Regions from separate parts of the Mus musculus genome. Here region 2 is linked to region 1. A link is a contact called in ENCODE Hi-C or POLR2A ChIA-PET data. All regions are on one chromosome and are shown on one strand. The core of a region is the stretch at or near the end of the contact, and the rest is flanking DNA. Distances in the headings are between cores, read along the strand shown. Region 1 overlaps Macrod1 (mono-ADP ribosylhydrolase 1). Region 2 overlaps Macrod1 (mono-ADP ribosylhydrolase 1).

The links. A loop is a pair of places that touch in the nucleus more often than their neighbours do. ChIA-PET counts read pairs that join two places held with the same protein, here RNA polymerase II (POLR2A).
Region 2: a loop to region 1 is called in a map of gastrocnemius, with 1.9 times the contacts of the local background. The contact joins two enhancer-like sites. A Hi-C loop is called at or near these places in 2 of 37 maps with a recorded cell type or tissue (gastrocnemius and heart). POLR2A ChIA-PET finds 5 or more read pairs at or near these places in 2 of 5 experiments (Patski and embryonic stem cell).

Annotation. Positions count from the first base shown.
Region 1 is chr19:7,109,861-7,113,501 of GRCm38, forward strand. The region is part of intron 3 of Macrod1 (mono-ADP ribosylhydrolase 1); the gene reads left to right. It also overlaps a transcript of Flrt1 not described here. Among named protein-coding and RNA genes, the nearest start is that of Flrt1, 6.0 kb to the left of the region's middle. Within about 2 kb of position 1,256, at least 1 of the 3 ENCODE cell types and tissues checked has a DNase peak (open chromatin) inside an H3K27ac peak, as active enhancers do.
Region 2 is chr19:7,177,394-7,181,197 of GRCm38, forward strand. All of the region lies in intron 3 of Macrod1 (mono-ADP ribosylhydrolase 1), which reads left to right. Among named protein-coding and RNA genes, the nearest start is that of Otub1, 27 kb to the right of the region's middle. Within about 2 kb of position 1,963, at least 1 of the 3 ENCODE cell types and tissues checked has a DNase peak (open chromatin) inside an H3K27ac peak, as active enhancers do.

The DNA of each region.
Region 1 (3,641 bases), core at 6-2,505:
AGAATTTGATGGATCTTTAGTTTTTCTGTTCATGCTCCCTTCTAGATCTATGCTTGCCGATATTAATTCCTGTATTAACAATTAGCCTACCTGCTTTGCTCCAACCTCTGGCTCTTAGGGACGGAGTTTCATGTGCATGGTATTAATCAGACGCCTGGTGTGTTCTGTGCAGACCCAGGTAGGCTCAGTGGCTAGCCCATTTAGCCAATCACATTTGATATGAGAGTGTTGCTGCCTCCTTGGGCAGAGCTGTCCGGGAGCTCAGAGGGCAGAGTTCCCATCAGAGCTACAGGCTGGAGATGGGGGCAGCAGGGAAAGGGGATTTGCTCTCGTTTCGAACTACAGGCTGCAGGCAACAGCTGTATCCTGCTTTTCCAGATGAAGGGGCTGTGATCAAACAGACTTTGTTCTGAGGCTGCTTACTGCCCCGCCCCTAGGGGGGCCAGACACAGGGCCTGCTCCTTTCTTCTTCATCACTAAGGGTGGTCACTCCTCTTAGGCTGGTAGCTTTGTCACCACAGTAGCAGGTCAGAGTGACAAGGACGGAGGGCTGCAGGCCAGGAAAGGGGCCAAACTGCTCTTAAAACAAGGTCAGCACAGTTGAGTTGAGTAGGAAGAGTAACTGAGGCAGGGGGGAACAGCATGTGCAAAGGCTCAGGGTGGGAGGACTTGTGCCCTCTGAGGGCTGACGGCAAAGCTCTGGGTCAGTGGAAGGCAGCAAAGCTGGGGATGGGGGGACGAGAACCTGGCTTCAGAGGAGCCCTGATCAGTGTGCTGAGGGACCTGGTCTTCATACCAAGAGTGACAGGGACCCTGCTGGGAGTGTCCAGGCAGGAAAGAAGAGGCTCCCACTTGCAATTTCAACAAATCCATGTGGAGAACTGGGGATACTAGGAGTGAGGGCTGGGCTGGGGGCAGTGGGGAACAGGGTCCGGGGAAAGGAGCTGACTCAGGAAGCCACCAGGTTCTGCTCCCTGAAGCCGTGCCTGGTATTCCATGGGTACCATTTTCCTTGCTAGAGCAGCTGAGCGCTCCTGGTAGCACCAAAGTGGGCTGGTTTCCAAATGGCTCCCCAGCCTCGGCTCTTGGCAGTTCCAGACAGGGGGAGCACAACATGGGCCCCAGATGCTGTGCTGTGGCAGCTGGGAGCACGACTCCTTTTCCTGCTCTGGAAGTAGGGCTCCTCCCTCTGCCTCTTCTTATGTTGCAGGCAAGGCCCGGCACAGCCTGGCACCCAAGGAGCAGTGGAGTGGGAGGGGTAGAGGTGAGTCTGCTTAGCAGTGTGACCCTCCCAGTCTGCTCTGCTAGGACAAGTGCCTCCTGACAAAGGGCAGGGTTTTAGGGACTGGTACGTGTGTGCCAGCCAGGTCGAAGGTACCTGTGGGAGTCTCCACTCTGGACCACTGCCAGACTCTACCTGTAAAGACAGATACATCCAGAGCAGGGAGGCTAGCAGGAGTGTAATCTCAGAGGTGCATGTGTGTCGCTGTGTGTACACATATGTGCATATGTGTAGGCCAAACGACAACTTCAGGTAATGTTCTTTAGATGCTGTGTGGGATAGACCTAATCTGAAGACAAACCCAGGCCCTCTGCCACAGAAGCCTCTCCCTTCACGGATGGGCAGCTGTGGTGACAGGTGGCCTGTGACTTTATTCCCACTTCTTGGTGCTGAGAGGCCACACAGGGCATGGACAGATGCCACCTGCCCTGCAAGGGCTATGTCCTCTCTTGGATGACCCTGCTTCTGCAGGCACCAGGGCTAGGGAGAAAGAGGCCCCCCGATTCCTAGGATACGGCTCCCCAATGTAACCAAGCAGTGGGAGCGATTAGAGCCTCTGACTGGAGAGACAAGAACAGGGATGAGCCAAAGAGGCCCTGGCTGCACAGAGTGGGCCTGTGACTTTGAAACCTCCGACAAGGGTAGTGGAACTCCTGGGCTGCAGAGCTGTGAACGGACACCAAGCAGGGCAAGGCACAGGTGGCTGGGCTCCCAGAGGGACAGAGGCTGTCCTAAGTCTCTGCAAGGAGAGTTCACCAGGGACCATTAACTTGGGAGTCGGTCATGGAGGCTGTGGCCTGACATGGCCCATTGCTCTAGGCCCATAGGATGGGGCCGGAGTGGCCACCTCTGGCCCATGGGAAACTGCTGGTCCTCTGTCTACCAGTGCCCAGTCAGGAGGTGTCTCTGCTGGCCAGGCCTTACTCATTAGGCTTTGCTGTATCTTGACCCCCCCCCCCCCACACACACACACAGACACACATACCCAGGAGGGCCTTGACAGGCCTGGGGAGCCATGATGATGAGTCTGGTGCCAGTAGCTAAGGCCAGAACCTCTTTCAGGAAATTGACCCACTTTTGCCAGAAACATCAGTGGCTTCTTGACCCTGTCTACCTGACCACGGTGCCCTCAACTGGTCTGCCCGCTCCCACTTTCATCTCTGAGCACTCTCACATGTCCCACAGCCCCAGTGATGGACCACACACTGTAGGTGTGTGTATGTGTGTGTGTCTGTGTGTGCATTTTGGTGCCTTTTGTTTTTTGATGTAGGGTCTTACTGTGTAGCCTGGGCCTTGCCATGATCTTCCTGCCTGTGTGTCCCTGATGCCAATACTACAGTGTGTACCACTGTGCCTGGCCTCCCACACTGTAGCTCTTTTAATTTATTTGTATGTGGATATATGGGTATATGCTGGTGTGTGAGAGTACATGTAGACATACATGCGTGCATACCTACTTGGTGGGGGCAGAGCTCAAATTCAGGTGTCATTCCTCAGAAGCTGTTCTGGGGTCTGAGACAAAGTTCTCATCAGGACCTAGAACCTCTCCCACGAGGCACGGCTGGCCAGCCAGCAAAGCCCACAAATCCTCCTGCCTGTATCCCCCAGCACTGGGATTACAAGGGGCACCCTGCTGCCCCTGGCTTTATTTGTGCTGGAGCTCAAGCCTAGGGCCTTGTGTGTGTGTGTGTGTGTGTGTGTGTGTGGCAAGCACTTTACTGACTGAGCATCTTCCAGCTCTCAGTGGATTTGGAAGCAGTGCTTTACTGGCCCTGTGGCTCAGTGGCTTGTAGGCACATGGTGGGTAGTCCCGTGTGGATGCCCTCCAGGGGGAAAGCCAATGGGGTGACAGGGATCCCAGGCCTCCTCTGCATGGATCCTAGGAGTGTGTTAGCCCCTCCTCCAGCTGTTCCTAGCATGCAGAGGCAGAGGTAGGAGGGTCAGAAATTCAACCCCCAGTCTTAGTTACTCAGGGAGTTCAAGGTCATCCTGGGCTACGTGAGGTCCTCTTTCCAAAATAAAAGAAGGTTCAAAAGAGAAAAAGAAATAAGAAAAGTTAAAAGAAAGGAAAGAAAGAAAACACTCAAATAGCTAGTCCTCCCCAGATGTCTGTTACTAGCTTTACTCAAAGCCACAAGCTGGGGATTCCAGGCCACACTCCTGCCTGCTGTGCTCACTCCCAGGGACAAGTTCCCTTCTGCCCCTTTGGTCCCCTCTCCTCCACCAGAGGTATCTGAGCCAGGGGATCTTCACATATGCTGGAGTCTCCTGCCCTTCCTTCCTGTAAGCTGGCTCCGTGGGCTGGGAAGGCTGGGAGCTCAGGCCAGGCGGCCAGACTCTTAATATTTACAGCCAGGCT
Region 2 (3,804 bases), core at 713-3,212, 68 kb after region 1:
CACCCCAGCTCCCATGCCTGCCTGAACCCCAGCTATGGTATCCATGTGTCCTCTAAAGGGTCCTGAGAGCTAGAATCCATAGCCACACATCCACATACTGATGGTGTTTGGAAGCAAGTACAGGGCCTTTGAGAGCCGAGTGGGGTCAGATGGGGTCATGAGAATGGGGCCCATCATGGGGTTAGCAGCTTTTGTTTCAGTTGAGAGTACATGAATTCTAGGTGAGCTTCCCTGTATAGCCAAGGCTATAACTCCTGCACTTTCTGCCTCCATTTCCTAAAATGCTGAGATTACAGGCATCTGCCACCGCACCTAAAGGCACTTTTGTGCTATTTCTGTTTTTGCTTTTGGACACTAATATTTTAACATCAGGGCCCATGAGAACCTAATTAAATGACTCCTTCATCAGCAGATAAAGACATAGAGGGAGGCTCCAGATCACAGCTGGGGGCTTTAAGATCACCCCTGGCAAAGGACAGGGCACTGGCTCTTTGCACTCTGGACTCTGTCCTGAAGCAAGTCACTTCCATTTCCCCACCTGTAAATGGGACAGGAGGGTGGACATGTCATTGTTGCTGTTGAAAGCCCCTGTGACCTCTGGCTGGGGGTGGATTTGGTAATAAGTAGCAGCCCCGTGCCCCACACGGCCTTCCTCTACCTGTGCACTGCAAGGCCCAAGCTGACACAGCCTCGCTCTGCACCTTAGCACCCACACCTTGAAGGACAGTGACCTTGGCCTGGGGGGACAGAGCTCGTCCAACATGGTGACTGCTTGCCCAGCTTGAGGTAGCTTTGAAGTCTCTTGTTTTATCTTCAAAATTCAGCACATTTTACATCTTATTCCATCTGTGGGTGTTTCTAATCTAAAGCGTGTTTTAAATGACTCGCCCTCTTGGAACGCGGATCTCTATCGCAGGCCTGTGGGAGCGGAGGAGGAAAAAGCGCCTTCCCCAGAACAGAGCTTAGGGGGCAGCTGTCAGTTTATGTGGCAATGGGACAAAGCCTCCACAGAGCCCTCCTTGTAGGTGTCAGCCTTGCGCCTGGCAAGCCACGAGGACAATTCAGGTGTGAGACAGGGCCCTGTAGGCAGTCTGACCTCTGTGTGCCTATTTGCCTTGCCGCTGTAGCTCCCAGAAGCCCAGCTTTCAGATGCCCAGCCCCAGAGGCCCCTGGCCTTCTGTCCCCTCCCCTCCCGTTACCCCTCCTCTCCCCTGCCCTCCTCTTTCATCTCTATCTCAGCCACCACGGGGCCCTGTGCTATACCTCCAAGCTAGGCTTCTGCCTCAGGGCCTTTGCCCAGCCATTCTTTGCCTGCTGTGTGCTTTTCAAGCCTCCCCATTCAGTAGGTCCTTGCCATATGTGAGAGACAGCCTGCCAGGCCTCCTTGATCTTCCCTTTGATTGCCTTCATGACCTCTGATGATATCTAACTCTGGTTCAAGTTTATGCCTGTGTAGTGTTGACTGTCACCCTAGAGTGAGCTCTGTGCCAGCAGGGTCTACCTCACCCCAGGGCTCAGCTGCAGAAAGCATCTTTGCTGGAAGCTGACTCACTCCAGAGGACTGAGAAAACAGACCAGTGAGCTTTCAAGGGTTGAGGGAAGCAGCCCCCAGATCCTCAGCTGTTCCAGGCAGGTGCCACTGGGGAGCCAGGATAGGGTGCACACACAGAGCTGAGGAGACAAGTGGAGTGCAGGCAGGAGCCTCCTGGGGCATGTGCAGGGGCTGTGCCAGCTTCAAAGTCACCTCTGTGCCTGCTTGCCCACCCTCTTCCCGGCCCAGGCACCTGCTCAGCACTTTCCTCGGGTCACTGGTAACTGACTCTCTTCTCTGCATTCCCCTCTACCACCTCCCTCAGAAGGCCATCCCCTCCTCCCAGGCATGAAGGACTTAGTCCCTGTCTGGCTGGGAAAGCCAGAAGGTGGCTTGGCCGCTGGCCTTGGACCAGCCTTGTGGTAGAACCATTTCCCATTCCTGGGCTTCCTGCTGGGCTGGCTTCCTGCTGGGCCAGCTGGTGAAGAGCCTCATGTGGGGAATGGGCAGAGCTAGGTTTAGTCCATGTGCAACCCACATAGTGGGCTGAGTGACTTGGTGCATATAGTCCATAACTGTCCAATTCTTCCAATAATCGTTGCTGAGGCTTTGCTGAGGTTTGGCCTGGTGGCACACCTTTAATCCCATCAACTCGGGAAGCTTCAGCAAGAAGATCCAAAGTGCCAGTCCAACCTGGGACACAGAGAGACCCTGTCTAAAAACACAATAACAGCTGGGCGGTGGTAGTCCACGTCTTTAATCCCAGCACTCAGGAGGCAGAGGCAGGTAGATCTCTGTGAGTTTGAAGCCACCCTGGTCTACAGTGCAAGTTCCAGGACAGCCAGGGCTACACAGAGAAATTATTGTTTCAGAAAACCAAACCAAACCCAAAACAAAACAAAACAGAAAACAAAAAACCAATGAGGTGGGGATATGGTTTAGTGGGAGAGCACTTGCCTAGCATGCAAGAGGCCAATAGTCAGTCCCCAATACTGAAAACAAAAAGTCCTAGACACCTGCTATGTACCAGAGCTCTGTGATGTGGCATGCTGGGTGGGGTGGCAGTATTCAGAAGGCTGCTTATCTGAAGTGTAGGGAGGTGTAGGGATGCTGTGGAGAGTGGGATGCTGGGGAGTGTGGGGCTGCTGGGGAGAGTGGGATGCTGGGGAGTGTGGGGCTGCTGGGGAGAGTGTAGGGAAAGAGATGGAATAATGTGTTGGTGGGGCCTTGCTGGGGCCCATTCTATATCCGGAGAACAAAGGAGGGGTGCTTCTTACTAATGAAGTTCAAGGGGCTCCCTATTGAGAGATTTTGGGCTTCTTTTGTTTTTTTTGTTTTCTTGACTGTGCTGGGGGTGGGACCTGGGACCTTCTTGCAGAGGGAGCTAGGTTCTACCTCCGAGACATACTCCCAGACCTGGAACCATTTTAATTGAGAAGCTGAGGTAAAAAGGGAACTGGTTCAATTTACACTGTGAGGAGATTGTCCCCATGGCTCAGGGCTGCCTCTGGAAATGGTGGCAGTGTCTCCCCAGAGAGGTGAGCAGTGAGTATACCCTGTCCAGCAAGCTCCTGCTGCCCTGTAGGCTCTGTGCCTTAGTCTCCCCACCCCACCTCCACTAACAAATACTTTAAATGCCATCGTGTGACTTTTTCAGAAATATATTAATATTACATTTTACAACATTTCCTAAAGCTAGACATGGTGGCTCTTTCTTTGCCTGTACTCCCAGCACCCAGGATCCTGAGGCAGGAGGATCAAGAATACAAGGTCATTCTCCCTCAGCTACACATGAATTCAAGGCTAGCTTGGGCTACATGAGCAGCCCTAGACAGACAGACAAAAATGAGATGTTCCTTGTAAAAAGTAAAGCAAGGCAGGGTACCGCCTTTGTCCCTGGGCTTCCTCTGATCTTTAGTGGCACTTGCCAAACTTTGAGGGGGCGGGAGAGGGCTGGCCCTCTCCCTCTCACTGGGCAGTGGCCACTTGCCAGTACCTAACTAGGCCAAGTGCCTGGCCAGAAACTTGGGAATCCCTACCTTGCCCTCCTCAGGGCTGGCAGACTAGGGCCAGGGGCTGAGACGGTAAAAGAGAGGTGGCAGGTCACCTGAGCTGGGGGCGAGCACAGCAGGAGGACAGGTAGGGAGAACCTGGGGAGCACAAGGGAGGCACCGAGCGAGGCCCCCCCAAACCTCACTCTTCAGTGGTCCAAGGACTTGGCACTGAGTGACATGAGTGGGCAGTTCAAGGTCACAGGACTCAAAGCCAGCTGG